2 separate regions of the Homo sapiens genome follow, and region 1 is linked to region 2. A link is a loop called in an ENCODE intact Hi-C map of the cell type or tissue named here. Cell type or tissue: gastrocnemius medialis. All regions are shown on one strand. Each heading gives the region's core, and the rest is flanking DNA. Links, peaks and the distances in the headings are about the cores only. Region 1 overlaps LCOR (ligand dependent nuclear receptor corepressor). Region 2 overlaps SLIT1 (slit guidance ligand 1).

Region 1 (8,277 bases), core at 1-8,000, 77 kb after region 2:
TAAAATTAGGGTGTCAGAGAATTTACTTTAGACTCCTAAGAGTTATCAAAACTGAGCAAGTAATAATGTCTTGGTAGCCTAAGATGGTTATGCATCAACATCTACCATCAGTCTTTCAGAAAACTACATTTTCTGAACTGCCAAAGTACAGTTCTCCATCACCAAAACCAAACCCAAAAGAAACAAACAAAAATGAACACACACACACACACACAAACCCCACTAGAGATACCAAGTATTGGAGTTCAATTTTCATTAAACAGCTTCAGCACACATAATACTGTCTTTACATCTAAACTTTAGAATTATTTGAGTATCACACTCCAAAACATGCCACAACAAAAAGTCCAAAGAAATAATTGCCATATTCATGGTTATTTACTATTTGTACTAAACTGACAAAAACTCATCTGTACTAGCCAATTTTACATTGCACAGATTATATTTTTATTTGATCTATGGTCCATATTTATAAATGACTTACTTAGAAGGGTTATTTTTTAAAATGTAAAAGGGAGACTGGCATCAACCTTTGATGAATTATCTATATGAAACTGTGTAAGGCTACAAATATTCTCCCTTACCCGTTCCCTTGAGTACTGGAGCAGCCTGGAGAGTGGCTCAGGGAAGTGCTGCCAGCACATGGACTTTTCTTAGTGGACAGATCAAGTACACCGTCTGCAGAGACACAAAGAAACACCTGAGGATATTAAAAGCTAGGAGCAAATGTAAACTAAATAGGCTAAAAATGAAAAAGCAGTTAAGCAGGCTTATTCAACTAAGCAGATATGCTAGTCATATATTTGAGTTATAAAATCAATTAAATCCTGAAGCAACATAAATTTAGCAAGGCATGTTATACTTAATATCCTCAAGGGCTAAATATATTATTAATGGGGCAAAAGAAAAGGTAAAACATGTTACTGAAGATGTTAAGATATAGTGAAATACTAGAAATAGCAGTTCACATAGCATGAGGTCCTCTGTTATCAGATTTTTTAAGACTCCATTTTCTAAATTTTCCTTGATCAAAGCATACAAGTTTTTAATGTCCCACAATGGCATACAAACTATAGAACCAAATCCCTCAAGAGCTAAATCTACCTGAAACTCCAAAAGTACATACAAATTCGATATAGAAAACTTTAAATAAGATATAAAAATTATTTTTAAATGTAAATTTATGTCATTAAAGTACATGTATATACTAAACAATATGGTCTGTAAGATGAATCAGTTAATGATTTATGATTTGGGTGTGTCTAATAGTTTTCTAGACCATCTATAAAAAATGTATACTTATATTCAATCCTTTAAAAAAATTTTGCAGAGATTCAAAATTCAATTGCTGAATTTTATGAATGCAAGAATTTTTCAATTAAGAAGACAATAAAAATTGGTGAAGAAAGTTTAAAGAAAGAAGAATGAAACTGTCTTGATACTGATGAGAGCCTGGAAGTACAACCATTTTTTACTACAACTAGACCAAATCACAAATTCATGTTATTAATATATAAAATTAGAAGACTTTCTTTTCCCTCAAAGACGTTTTTCTCCTTGTTGAAATACCTGGAAAAGAAGTCTTTTAAAGCTACCACTCTGTCCAAAATTAACAGAACAAGATAATACACAATGTCTTTAATTTTCAGTTGGCCAGTAGAGGGGTCGTGCTATCTAGTTGTGTTAAAAATCACCCCAGAGTAGAAGCTACTTACAACTTGTATCTGAGGACATTTTATTTCCGGCTGTTAGAAATAAACAGGCAACAGAGTTTGTAAATAAAAAAACCCCACACTCATAAGAAAGAGTTTTGTCCTTTACAGTCACTAGTACTTCTAAAAATATAATTATAAGCTTATAGAACCAATTATCCTATTAGACATCTAACCCAATTATACATCTAAGAAGCAAATGTACTACTGCTTACAACTTTTCCAACCAAAGACACTATTATTTAAACGCAAGTCAAATAGACAATTTGTCTAATCAAACAGGCAACATATTTTAAATCTACCACTAAAAATATTGTGGTTTTTGGCTGAAAACACATTCATTAAGGAAATATAATTTAAAATTTTTTTACTTCATTTGAAGTCTACACACTATAATGCTATCATGTAGTTCAAATTCCTCTTTTTAAGAGCATGCTGTCAATACAATGTATTGATCTCTTAAGTGTAACATTAGTTATAACAAGTTAAATTAGATTAAGTGGTATCATTTTATGTTAACCTCCATTAATACTTTAAATATTATTCTATGTTGTCATTCTCCTAATATAAACCTGAAACTTCTGATGCAATATTTAGAGTGAGGAGATCTTTAATGAAAACTACCAATTTGTGGAAAAGAAAACAGTCATCAATAAAAGATACAACTTTGTAAATATGGTAACCAAAGGAACATGAGCAATGTGAACAAGTAGGAGGTCTCCTGTCAAGAAATCTCTCAGAACTCAGATGTTTTGTTTGCTGTTCACCACACAGGAAAAGGATAAAAGCAAAGGAAAACTACTCAAAAGAAAGTTCATTTCAAAGAGGTTAAGAATTAAATTTATTTTCCAAAATAAACATGTATTTCTCACCAATAAATCCAATAAATAAAGGTTACAATAAATCTCGTAACCTTTCTGTATACTCAAGATTTCTATGACAATAAAATCTCATTAGTACAGACATCACCAATTTACAATTCGTAGTGGTTCAAACAGTGGCTGAGTTGAAATGCTTGCTTCAATTTTTGTGAAATTAAAGGTAAAATGAGATCACAAAGCAACAGGAATATCTACTGAAGAAAATAAACTTCAGAGACTCAAGAAACATTTGCTAAACAAAACTAATAACCTCTTAACTTCATCACTTAATTAGTGTCCTCATCAACAAATTCCCTTTTGGAAATACTTTCAAGTTAGTCAGTGGATGTGTGTGTTTATATATGTGTTTCTGTATTTATAAAACATTGAATATATTTAACAACCTAAAGTATGTTCTGCTGCTTTCTCTATTTGTAACCCTAGCAGTTTCTTTCTCAAAATTCGAATACATGTTTTTCCTTATGATCTCATTTGCAGAGTATATAACTTATACCTGCAAGTAGAGGCATATTTCTCAGACAGGTGCTAGTCCTAGAAAATTTTTAGTTAATAAGAAAACTTACTTTTTCATAGGAGTTTTAAAAAACATAAAAATACTATGGAAAATATAAAATGCTTATATAAATATCAAGTAACTGAAAGATTAGTGACAACTGTTAACCACCTGACTTTCCTGAGTGGTACATCAATCATGACTATGAACTGCTGACAGATAAGGCTGTAACAACTTTAGCTGTACTTCTCCATCACTGCATAGTAAGAAATAATTTAAGAATCACATTAGTTTTTATGCTATTATTGCTGCTGATGCTCTACTTGCCAATGCTTTTTTTTTTCTCCCCAAAGTAAAGTATTCTGATAAGATAGAGGAGACCTTGACATCAAACCATACCTTGTTCGCTAGGTTCTGACTGAGACTTTCTGACAGTAAGGTCCAGAGGTGAGTCTTGGTCAGCCATGAGAAGTTTGCTGAGCACAGGGTTCTGAGTAGTTGCAGCCGTGGGAGAGGTGGTGACTGGAGATGCTTTCGGCAGGCTTTGGTTCTTTGTGCTATTGGGCTGGCTGGGGTCCTGAGTAGAGCTATTTTTTGAGGTATATTCAGCAGCAAATTGTTGGATCATTCGCTGCATGATCTCACGGGCCACTAGGGGAATATTGGGGTCGGAGACCCAGGGACTGTCTGTAAATAAAGATTTATTTACTTTTAAAGTGGGACAATGTACTAAAAAAGACAGCTTTCAAGTAAACATAAAATTTCATTTTATTTTTCTTAAAATGCAGTTATCTTAAAAATAGTATCTCCCCTTTGACTTATGTTTTCTAAGCTTTTGAGTTGTCTATTTTTAAAAATAAAATTTTTATTAAAATAATTCTAAACATCTTCCCCCATATAATAATTGAATATTATGAAATTAAATAAAGGGATAACAACTAGAATATCTTATGGGCAAGAATCACTTACCTGATACAGAAATCCCAAAACCCTTCACTTAGGAAATACTCTCATGTTAACACACCTATAGGTCACATCAAGTAACCCTAGACTTTTTCCTCAGCCACCTTCTCCTAAATATTTGAAGAATGCATTACTGAGTTCATGAGTGCTTAATTTACTTTATATTAAAGACAGAAGGCATACCAAGATTATAAAAGGAGATACTTAATTTTAAGATCCATTTTAGGCTAGGGCAATCATTCTCACACTTTAATGTTCATCAGAATCACCCTGACAGCTTTGCAAAAACAGCTTGTTGGGTTCTCTCCCCAGAGTTTCTGATTCAGTAGTTCTAGGGTGGGCTCAAGAACTGGCATTCTAACAAGTTCTTAGATGCTGCTGGTCTGGGGACCACAACTGTAGAACCTCTGGGCTAGGTGTTTAAATGTCAAATCTCAAAAGCCTAAGAAAAATCACATATTTTCCAGGAGTACTTTAAATAAACTCTGCCAACTAGTAAAAAAAAATAAAATAATGAAATAAACATCTAAATTATCAATTTCTAGTCAATGTTAAGTTTAAACCATAAGAACTCATTAACTCGAAGAACTTTTAGCACTGGAAGAGACTTTGAAAGGCAAAAGAGGTTAAGATGAAAGGGAAAATGACTTGTATAAATATATTATCATCATGCCTCTATAATTACCACACTATAATAGTCAATCAGGAAGACTAAGCTTCTCAAGAGCTGAGACTGTGTTTGTTTACCTCTGTGTACCTCTAAATACCTAATCTTGCCTGATTTAAAGTGTATTCGATTTAGCTGAATACTAAATAGGTCAATCAAATCAATCACCATGAAATAGTCCTTTTAAAAAAATAAAATGAGGGAAATGTGTTTGTTTACCTCTGTGTACCTCTATATACCTAATCTTGCCTGGTCTAAAGTGTGTATTCAATTTAGTTAAATACTAAATAGGTCAATCAACATGAAATAGTCCTTTAAAAAAAAAAAGGGAAATGTGATCAAAAGAGTAAGTGGCCACTACAAATTTATATAGGTGATTAGTGATAAGACTCTCAATTAAAACTCTTCCCCTGATCTTACTGTTTTACCTGTGACCTTTGCTTCCCACCACACTTTTGAGGTTTTACAAGACAGTTCTCAGAAAACCAAGGTTTCTTTAGTCTTTTAAAGATTAGCTATAGAAGGCAAATAACTTTACCCACAGTATTTTGGGGCTGTAAGGAACTTAAGAGTTTAATTTATAAAGTTAAAGAAAAACTGACTCTAATTACTAAAATCTAAAATCTCCATAATAAACAACAAACAAATACATCATCAAAACCTCACAGGACTCCTAAGAACAGGCAATTTTTTCCCCCGAAAGGACGATATTCAATACCAGAAGATGGTCACAAAGTTGTGCTATTTATTTCATCTTCTGGAGTTTAATGAGGCTTACTCTACTAGTAATAACGCTTCTGTCACACTAAGGAGTATTTATAACTCTAACTTTCCTCTCTATAAATAGAGACTATAAGTATTCCCGGTGGTTTAAAAATAAAGGTATGGAACTAGGTAAGGTTCAGAAGTTGCTACAGTTACTGAAAATGGTTCCTCAGTTGTTTTAATTAACATTTTATCCATACACTGCTTTTTAAATATCTCCATCCATTGAATTTTCCAAACAGTCATTTAACGTTCCAGTTAAGACCCACTTTTCTCCCTACATAAATCTCCATATGAACTATTGTATAAATTTCAAGTTTTAGTACATTAGTTTACCTTTCCACCCCTGAATATAGTTGGGAGAATATGTAATACATAAAGGAAATTTCCATATAAAAAGTAAAATAAAATTTATGAATTTATGCGATGCCTCTGTGTTTAAGTAGTATTAATAAACATAAAGAGCTCTGTGAAGAGTCAAAGATATTAGAACAAGGACCACAGACCACTATCTTTGAGCACTCAATGTCTGCAGTATCTTGTCTCTTTATTGAATGAAAACACAGTCATGAGACAAGACAGTGTTTATGAATTACATCTCTGCCATTTGAATTTCTCTATCTTGTGGAAGTTTATTGAACAGATTTCATTCTTTGACATACTTAAAATACACATCTACAAACATATCCACACCCAGGGGAACACAGCACAACTGAGTCAAATAAAAGCAACAAATCAGATGAAAAATAAAACTGCAGAAAAACATGTTACATCACAGCCACCTGTGTATCTTAAAATGCAAATCTAACTTTTTTAATACAAGTGACAACGCAAGCTAAAAAGAAATGTCATTATGACATTTGTAGAAGGTATATTGTTCTTGAAGTGAAATTATGGATTCCATATCCTAAAAGCTTACTTTTATTCCATCTCTGATTCTACTTAACTATACATAATCCTTACACAAATTATTTAAAACATATAATTTACAATACTTTGAAACAAGGGACCAAATCTAAGCATCTGAATTATTAAAACAAAAGATTCTCTTCAGACTAAAATGTCCATCATATCCCTGGATACTAAACATTTTTGGTATTAATTTAAAGAGTACTAATGGCTATCTTGGAGATGGTTACAAGAGGATTATATCTAAACATAGCAATATTAATACATAAAGGGGAAGAAAATGTCCAAATTCCAAAGGAACAGTTCTTTCTCTGAGCATCACATGCCTGTACATAAACAAATAAACTCAACTTACAATTTCAGAGCATTCCCATCTCTTGAAATCTATCCTAAGACCAATTCCAAGGTAAGAATTCCTCCCCTAAAGGTTATAACCCAAAAGTTTAATTTCTTAAAAAAAAAAAAAGAAAAACTTTATAAAAACTTGAAAGTTATTCCTCTATGACAAAGGGCTTAGGACTAGCAGAAAAGTACGACAGAATTTTTCTGTAGGAGTCTTATGATTGACTTTATTAATGTCCCCTAAGCAAAGAGTGGATGAAAAGTGGTTCCTCCATGTAAATTAGGGAGAGGAAGTCCTCTTTTCAGATAATGAAGCTTGCTATAACAACACAACAGATCAATGACTCTGTGTACATCCTTCAGGAGAGGAGCTGTAAAGATATTTTATTTGGTAAGCAAACTGATAGAACTGCTCTATAAGTTGTTTATACTTAAATTTGCTTTTAACAATCAGATGTTCATAAAACTAAGAAAATGATTATTTTGAACATAATTTTAGAATTCTGAGCAATGTGCAGGGATAATAAGACATAGGAGACTCAGCTGGGAGATTTAGGTCAGGAGGTGCTAGTGGGTGTTTACAGAGAATTAAGGATGTACTAAACAATTTAATTCTGCCTAGGGATCTAATGGAAGAAAATGGGAAAAAAAGTGCCACAGAAAATAATCTCTGCATTTCTTAATTTTATATGACACTACACTTCACACCGCCTTTTGGAAATACTGATCACATTAAGCAGAAGCCCAGCTAGTGTCCAACTGTAAAGAAACCCAACAGAACCAGCACTTATCAGACTTTTAACCAATGTCAAAGGGAAGGAGGGAATTTCCAGAGGAATGAGAGGTGTAAACTAGAACATATGAAGAATTATTAAAGAAAATGGAATCACTGAGTCTGCTGAAGATTAAGTAAGAATATTTAAGATTATCAAGAGTTTGTATGAAACTTTTTTAGAACCCATCACAGTAACCACCATCTTGGAAATGGAGGAAAAGTGTAACTAAGAAGTATAAATCCATTTAGAATTTCTTAAAAGTAAAGACTCCTCACTAGAAAGGAACATGAAGGGAACTTTCCTGAAGGTTCTGGCTGATGGTAATTATGCTTTGTGAATAAAGAATAAACCTGAATGCCTCTATGAAGGATTGATAAGCCTCAAGACTCCATGACTGAAGAACTTTTCTGTATTTTGAAAGAAATGTAAAACAAGCCTACAAAAGTTTCAAGGAAAAAGATAAATTTTAAAAATGCAAGAGGTTGAGCTATTAAATGCCACCTCAAATGCAGGGGGAAAAGTTTTACTACATAATAATTATTTCCCTAATTTTAATTAATATAAAAAATTTTAGTGAAACAAGACTATATCAGAAAAAAATGCTTACAAATCTAATTTTATAACTACATTTTCTCTCCAAATGAAATTTCACGTTGAAATTACTAAAAAAAAAAAAAAAATCACACAGTTGGATTTAGTTATCGGTGATTAAAACAGTAACTGTCTCCATAAGAAAAGTTGTCTAACAAAATGTAGTACTACTGAGAGC
Region 2 (8,342 bases), core at 287-8,286:
TCTGACTCCTAGGCCAGTGCTCTTAAGCGCTCCACTAGTACTGTGCCTCCGACTTCACACAGTGCAGGATAAGCTCTGGAAATTTACTGCCTCCAATAGGTGCTGTAATTCAATGTAGAATTACTTCCAAAACCATTTAGCTAGCAGTGCTATGAGAATTCCTTAAAAGCAGTGGGCTTGATTCCTCAAAAATCTCAACATAGGATTACTGTATAACCCAGCAATCCACTCTAAGAGGTATATCCAGAAGAATGGAAAGCAGGGACTCAAACAGATGTGTGTACACCAATGTTCACTGCAGCATTTTACATAATAACCCCGAACTGGAAACAGCCTATGTCCACAGATGATAAACAAAACGTACTACATACATACAATGGGGTATTGGCCATAAAAATGATGAAGTTCCGATGCGTGCTATGACATGGATGAATCTTGAAGGCATTATGTTAGGTGAAATAAGCCAGACACAAGAGGACGAATATTGTATGATTCAGTATATATGAGGTACCTAGAACAGTCAAATTCATAGAGACAAAAAGTAGAATGGTGGATGCCAGGAGCTGGAGGCAGGGGCCATGGGGAGTTGGTGTTTAATGAGCACAGAGTTCTTTTGGGGTGATGAAAATGTTTTGGAAATAGGTAGTGGTGATATTGTACAACACTGTGAATACAATCAATGTGACTGAATTGTACACTTAAAATGTTGAAAGTGGCAAATTTCATGTGATATATATATTTTGCCATATAAAAAACAGACGAAATCAAAAAGCACTGGACTGTGACAGGGCCATCCTAATTCTGGAGGTTGGGCTGGGCACTGAGCAGGCACATTCTCTCCTGGCATCTCTTGGCATTACTGGCTGAGGCAGGATAGGAGAACTGTGGCCACGTGGACTCTGCCTGGCACCTCAGGTGCAACTGTCTCCTTTTGCTGTCAGCCCCATCCTCAAGCCCTAAAAGGGGCCTGGTGGGCAGGCATACCCAGGTTGGAGAGCCTTTTGGGGCCCCAAGCCACTCTTCTTGAAGTTCATTCACTCATCAGTCTCGCTAGATTTTCTCTAAGACTCACCTTTTCTACATTTTAAACTCTAAAACCAGAGTGTATATTTAATATGGTAATGTTCCCCACCCTTCAGAAAGCATGTTAAATCAGCGGTGCATCAAACAATCTTAGACTTCAGGAGATAAAATAGTAACAGGTGTTGCCCTTTGAGGGTCTGCCTGAGTCAAATACTATACTCTGTGCCTCATCTACAAGGTCTTGATTACCCCATGATTGAACCGGGAAGTGCGTTTTATGTTATGAGCCAGCTCCACATGATTGGCAGGAACTGTCTTGAGGACCGCACTGAAGATTCCAGGGCTGGACCTGGACTCAGTGGGAGGGGTGCTGTGATTGATTTGTAATGTCTGCCATGGAAGTGGGAGGGGTAAGGGGCTCTGCCTCAGGTGGTAGGATTTGATTTATTATTTCCATTTTACAGTCCTAGGTTCTAAAAATTTAGGCAGCTTCCCTAGGATTTGAATTTAGGTGTGTCTGATTCCAAAGCTCGCTATTTATTCTTTACTCTATTGCCTTAATAAATACATCCTGGGTAACCAGAGTGACTCTAGTGCTGAAGAATTTACTAACACAAGGTTTCTGCCCACTGTGACCATTTGGGATCTTATAAAGAGAATTCAAAGGAAGCAGTGACTAACTCTGGGCAAGTCCAAGGGGCTTCACAGAGGAGGTACCATTTATGCTGTCATTGGAAAGGAACTAGGAGTTGGCCAGTTGGAGAAAGTGAGGAAGGGAATTCTAGGAAGAGGGAACAGCATGTGCAAAGGCATGAACATGAAAAAATGGGATGTTCAAGGATGCTGCGTTGTCCAGCATAGGATAAAGGGTGTTTGGTTGGGGCAGGAATGTGGGGTGGGAGGAGATTAATCTGGAAAGGGACATTGGAATTCTGTTGTGAAGGACCATTTGTGCCTGCTAGGGAGTTTGCACTTCATTGTGTAAAGAAAGGGAATTGTGGGGAACTGAGTTTCAGGAAACTCCTGGAAAGCCCATGGTGACATACAGAGGGTGAGTGGGGTGGGAGGAGGCAGGAGTGAGCCCTGCTGGAGGTGGTGCCTCTGGACATAGGCCAGGTTGGGACAGTGTTGTTTATTGTTCCTACTGACTTGAATTCACAGGGGCTTGTTTCCATCTGTGTTGGGTAATTTTTGGTTGCATGCTCATTTTTGCTGACATGTCTTTAGGAACTCTGAAGAGCTAAGTTGGAGATGCTCCTCTCCAGAGTGCATTTGTGCTTGTCTCTGCTGGGCACCAAGGGCTGCTGCTACCCTGGGACCACATAGCTTTTGTTGCATACACCTGGGCATAGCCGAGTGTCCACTTTCACTGTCCACCTTAGCCTTTTCAGCATCTAGTCTACATTTTACACCTTTGCATTTCCGCCCCCCCTTAATGTATCTCTTGTACTCGGGGTTCAACTGTGCAGATGTGCAGTTGGCTACCTTTTCTCCTTCCTCATGAGAACCAAATAACACCTGAGTACATCTTGTCTCCAGCTCAAAATCTAGAGGTTTTGTTTTTCAAATGAGAGGTGAACAAACAACATATGTTTTAAGCAAACCAAAAAAACCAAAGCTGCAAAAACAAATGTTGAGCCTATACCCATCTATAAATTAAGACTTTCTTTAGGAGAACAGTGATATCAGGCCAGAAGCCAGATCTAGTTTATAAGAAATAAACCAATAAGTAAAGATCAGGTTAGCAGTACTTGTAGAAAGTGGCATCAGTTTTACTGATTAGATGTGTTTATTAATTGCACCTAAGCTTAATTTCTCTACGAAACAGCATCTGTGTGAAAGAAACCTTCAGTTGTTATCAAGAAAGCTTGTGGATAAACTCTGCCCTTTATACCCAGGGTTTAAGATGGAAACAGGCAGCAGCCTGGAAGATGTGTGTGTACTTATATTCATGTGTTTGCACATATGCACATGCAGTATTGATGGGATATATGTCATGTACACACATACAGTGGTTGTCGCCTCTGTGCTTAAGACCTGCAACTCTTCCAGAAAGAATATTGAGCACTTATAAGGAATTGAAGAACGGTAAAAGGATGACATAGACCCACTACATTCACTCCGGGCTTCGTGAAAGCTGTATGCAATTTGAAGGGAGGCCCTCGCACACGGCTCTATGACAAGTGACAATCGAGGGTTAGCCAGGAGTTACCATCCAGTGTTCCTGGTTCCTGAAGGTGCTGATGTTACTGAGAAGCCCTGCTCCTGATCTGACTCTGGCCAGGGCCTCTCCTGTCCACTCGCAGTGTGGAGGAGGGGTGTGTGGAAGAGGGGAAGTCTTCCTATTTAAAACCCTTGAACTCTAGACTAATCAGGACTTGGGGCTTTAGGTTCTTGTTCTGCCATCAACTTGCAATGGGCTTTCAGACAATTTATTCTTCTCTTGAGGCCTATTTTCTTACCTACACGAAGATGATTTCTAAGGTCTCACATGGTTCACACATGCTGTAATGATTGTGAGCACTCTTTACTGTGCTGGACTTCAATACCCTGCACAATCCTCTGCTGCTATTTACTTTGCAGTTAACTCATCTTCCATTCAGCCAGCCAGCCATCAGCAAATATCTACTATGCACCAGGTCCCAGGCTAGGGTTCCCCAATGTCTGTCTTCATTGCTATACTCTGGCATTTTGTTGCCTCTCATTTGCTGTAGGCTGGAAAGCTAGATGTCCAAATGCATTAAGAATTTGGCATGAAAGGAAATATGGAAGGATTAAGTAAATTATGGCATGCCCATATGACAGAATAGCAAGTACTTAATAATGATGATAAAGACAACACATTTATTTATTTATTTATTTATTTATTTATTTATTTAGAGACGGAGTTTCGCTCTTATCGCCCAGGCTGGAGTGCAGTGGTGAGATCTCGGCTCACTGCAACCTCCGCCTCCCGGGTTCAACCAATTCTCCTGCCTCAGCCTCCTGAGTAGCTGGGATTATAGGCACCTGCCACTATGCCTGGCTAAGTTTTGTATTTTTAGTAGAGATGGGGTTTCGCCATGTTGGCCAGGCTGGTCTCAAACTCCTGACCTCAGGTGATCCACCCGCCTCAGCCTCCCAAAGTGTTGAGATTACAGGCATAAGCCACCGTGCCCGGCCAACACTATACCTTATTATTTGATGAAAACCTAGAATAAAGTAGACTGTACACTCTGATGTACAAACATATACACAGGAAATGGAAGGGAATACACTAAAATCAAATCAGTTGCATTTATGGGATGATAGGTGGTTCTTTTCTTTTTGAATTTCCTTTGCACTAAGATGTTGTGCTTTTCTCATGCTTTTAGACAGGCATTCATTCATTCACCAGACATTGACTGGTGCCTGCTAGTGCCTGACACAGCTGGGGATTTAGTGGTTTCTGCCCTCAAATGCAGCAGGAGACAGTGATGCGCACAGATAGATCGCCTAGGAGTGGGATGGATGATTCTGTGACTTGTAAGACAGCCAGGGGGCGCTATTTCAGTCCAGGTTACGCAAATAGGAGCTGGGTAGGGCCTTGGCATGAACAGATCAAATAGCTACTGTTTCAACTATTTCCATATTATGCCAGAGATCAACAACACAGGGTTATTTTTACTTTGGCTGGGGTATAAACCTGAATCCACAGTCCTTTTGGATTGGCGTGGCCTGGCTGCGGTGTCTGCCTCCCCAACCCCTGACCACCAAATACATCTCAGTCGGGCCTTGGCTCTGCACTCCCCACTGAGTTCACAGGAGTTTTCGTCAGGAGAAATAGTCCCCAGATGAATGCAAACTACAAGTACTACCGAAGAGAGGGCAAGGCAGTCCTCAGCCCCGAAAATCCAGCCTTTGGATAAATGAAAGCTTGTAATGTTGAATTCAGGTGTGGCTCAGAGTCTATTCAGTATAGAAACAAGGAAAAGCAAGTGTGGGCCAATCCAGAATTTATATTTTTGAATAGCTTTAGACGTGACTTTGTACCCATATTTTTTGTTGTTGTCGTTTTTTGTTTTTTTGTTTTTGTTTTTTGAGACGGCTGGTGTGGCATGAGCCACAAGTTGCCCAGGCTGGAGTTCAGTGGTCCGATCTCAGCTCACTGCAACCTCTGCCTCCTGGGTTCAAGCGATGCTCCTGCCTCAGCCTCCTGAGTGGAGTAGCTGGGATTACAGGCGCCTGTCACCATGCCCAACTAATTTTTGTATTTTTAATAGAGACAAGGTTTCACCATGTTGGCCAGGCTGGTCTTGAACTCCTGACCTCAGGTGATCTGCCTGCCTCAGCCTCCCAAAGTGCTGGGACTACAGGCGTGAGCCATCGCTCCTGGCCTGCACCCATATTTTTTTTATGATGGAGAGAGGGGAAGGAGCACTTACATCTCAGGTGTCACTTTGCTGACATTTATGGAGGGACCGTAAGCCACGCCGTGGGCCCTCTCTTTCACAGGGCCTCAGATTTCATCTTTTTGGCATTTTTCTCTAAATGAGCTACAGGACTGAAATAAAGCATTCCCAATCATCTTTCAACTTGTGGCTCATTGCCAGGCCACACTCCTTATCATGTGCTATAAAAAATACTTAGAAATACATTGTGTATTTATCTTTCGAATAACATACTTATGTGACATCACACTTTTTGTTAGTATAAAAATACTAATCTGGTGAGTGTAAACATTTTAAATATACCACCATTTAAAAATTCCTGTTATCTTAAAAAGTCTTTGTTTTTCTAAACACACTGGAACTTCAGAAAAAAATCACCCATCCCGTTAGCCAGGATGGATGCTGTCAGCAAATAAGGAAAGAAAAAAATGAAACACATGCCGAGGTCGAACCTGCTCTCTTTTCTGAGCTGTGTTGTTCCCTCAGCACCTCTTTTAGGTCATGCGTGCTTGTCTGTCTTCTCCCTCTAGGTTGCAGGCTCTTTATTGAAACATGAAGTGACCCCCAGATATATTAAGGGAGCCACTCAAGGTCGCCCAGGCACGGGGCAGCTGCATGGGGGCCGGAGTCCAGGTCTTGTTCAGCCTGCTTTATAAGATTGTGAATCATCAGCTGAGCTATTTTGGGGAATTCCTGTTCAGAGCCACTGCTGCTTTAATCAGGTTGTACAGGTCTCAAGGGTAACTGCTTCCTCTGTCCTGCCCAGAAACAGGTGGAAAATGGCAAGGCATCCATTGGTTATTTAGTAAATGTGCCCATTCTCATTCACGTTATTTAGCCTTATATTTTCAAAATAATGTTGATATCAATGAACTTTAGGCATAAGGCATTCATATTTGCTGAGTCAGAGAACTCTGGCCCACTTTTCCTTCCCTCGCTCCCTCCCTCCCTCCTTTCCTTCCTTCCTCTCTCTCTCTTTTCTTTTTTCTTTTTCCACTGAGTTTCAGTCTTGTCGCCCAGGCTGGAGTGCCATAGCATGATCTCAGCTCACTGCAACCTCCCCCTCCCGGGTTAAGTGATTGTCCTGCCTCAGCCTTCCGAGTAGCTGGGGCTACAGGCATGTGCCACCACACCCGGCTAATTTTTGTACTTTTAGTAGAGATGGGGTTTCACCATTTTGGCCAGGCTGGTCTCGAACTCCTGACCTGAGGTGATCTGCCTGCCTCGGCCTCCCACAGTGCTGCGATTACAGGAATGAGCTACCTCACCCGGCCGGAATTCTGGCTCTTTCTTACCCTAAAATCCATGTCTTGTCCATCTCTAAGTCTCTCATGTGGTTTAGTGGAGAGATTCTGAGCTTGCCCATCAGATTGGTAAGAAACAAAGGGGTTGGCAGTATGTTGGTGCAGGCGTGAGAGCAGGCCCAGCCTTGTACTGATGGCCAGTGTAAGTGGATACAACCTTTGCAGTTGGGGGCGGGCTATTAGCATATTACACGTGCTTCCTCTGACCCCCAAATCCTACTTCTAGGCATCTGTTCTAGAGAAATTCTCACACCACACAAAAAGGAGCCAGGTGCAGTGGCTCAAACCTGTAACCTCAGCACTTTTGGAGGCTGAGGTGGACGGATCACTTGAGGCCAGGAGTTTGAGACCAGACTGGCCAACTTGGCGACACCTCCATCTCTACTAAAAATACAAAAAAAAAAAAAAAAAAATTAGGTGGGCGTGGTAGTGTACGCTGTAATCCCAGCTACTCAGGAGGCTAAGGTACAAGAATCACTGGAACCTGGGAAGCAGAGGTTGCGGTGAGCTGAGATCGTACCACTGCACTGCAGCCTGGGCCACAGAGTGAGACCCTGTCTCATAAAAAAAAAAAAAGAGGCACGTATGAGTATTCACTGCCATTGGAAAGAACCAGAATGTCCAGCAACAGGGACGCTGTCCACTGTGCCATGGGATATCCACTCTGGGATATTGCGGAACAGTTGGACACAATGAGATAGATGCTTATATGCTGACCAGGAAGATTCCCAAGACGTGCTGTTTAGTGACAAGGAGCAAGCTGCTCAGTAGTGATGTGATTTGTAAGGAGGAACCACGTGTGTACGTGTGGGAAAGGCCTGGAAGGCTACACGCCTGAGCATGGTGACCCTGTGACTGTGTGCCCCTTTGTGGAGGGCAGTGACAGTGGGGTGTAGACTTTTGTTTTTCGTAATGTGAATGTATCACAATTTATATAACCACTCCCCATTGATGAACATGGGGTTTCCAGTCTTTCCATTACAAATAGGCCCATTGCACAGATGTCTTTATGTGTGCCTACAGGTAAACGCCCAGAAACAATGGCTGGATCAGAAGGCAATTGCATAAGTCATATGATAAGTGTCACACAATTCCCCTCCACAGGCGCTCTACTATTTTGCACCCCCATCAGTAACACAGGAATGTGCCTTCAAAAAAATTGAGGTGAAATTCACATAATACCAAATTAAGCATTTTTTAAAAAGTGTGCAACTCGGTGGCATTTAATCATTCACAGTGTTGTGCAGGGCAGACACTTGCTTTGTCTGCAATGCTTGAAAGTGGCTGACAATGAGAATGCATTCATGTGTTCTGTTTAATTAAAAATGCAAAGAAAAATAAAAGAGCATGGGCTTCGGAGGCAGACAGCGGCACATCTGGATCCAGGGGCTGCCCTTAGCTAGTTGTGTGACCCCAGGGAAATTACTTATTCCATGGGAGGCTCGGTGCCCACATCTTTGAGATGGAGAGGAGAAAACTTGCACAGTGGGGCTGATGAGATGATTCGGTGCCCAAACACAGGAAAAGCAGCTGTCTCATTGCAGCAGTCGATGTGGGTTGCTTTCTCCCCATGCACACTGGAGGCAGTGCATTCGTAGGCTCTGGC

Evidence for each region. Peaks named below come from ENCODE experiments on the same cell type or tissue, not always from the same donor. Only the 100,000 strongest peaks of a DNase experiment are listed, where the experiment ranks them.
Region 1: it touches region 2 in a loop (4-fold over the local background); 2 of 110 quality-filtered maps call a loop at or near these places.

The regions. Positions count from the first base shown.
Region 1 is chr10:96,944,504-96,952,780 of GRCh38, reverse strand. It overlaps LCOR (ligand dependent nuclear receptor corepressor), which reads right to left. Exons shown (of 8, transcript NM_001346516.2): 6 at 3,486-3,773; 7 at 585-678. The coding sequence starts at 3,723. Among named protein-coding and RNA genes, the nearest start is that of LCOR, 120 kb to the right of the region's middle. In gastrocnemius medialis, for the core only: no CTCF peak of the experiment used is centred there; no DNase peak of the experiment used is centred there; H3K27ac peaks cover 3,910 bases.
Region 2 is chr10:97,022,025-97,030,366 of GRCh38, reverse strand. The region is part of intron 25 of SLIT1 (slit guidance ligand 1); the gene reads left to right. Among named protein-coding and RNA genes, the nearest start is that of SLIT1-AS1, 77 kb to the left of the region's middle. In gastrocnemius medialis, for the core only: CTCF peaks have their summits at 4,345 and 4,544; DNase peaks (open chromatin) are centred at 4,556, 5,386 and 6,056; H3K27ac peaks cover 3,750 bases.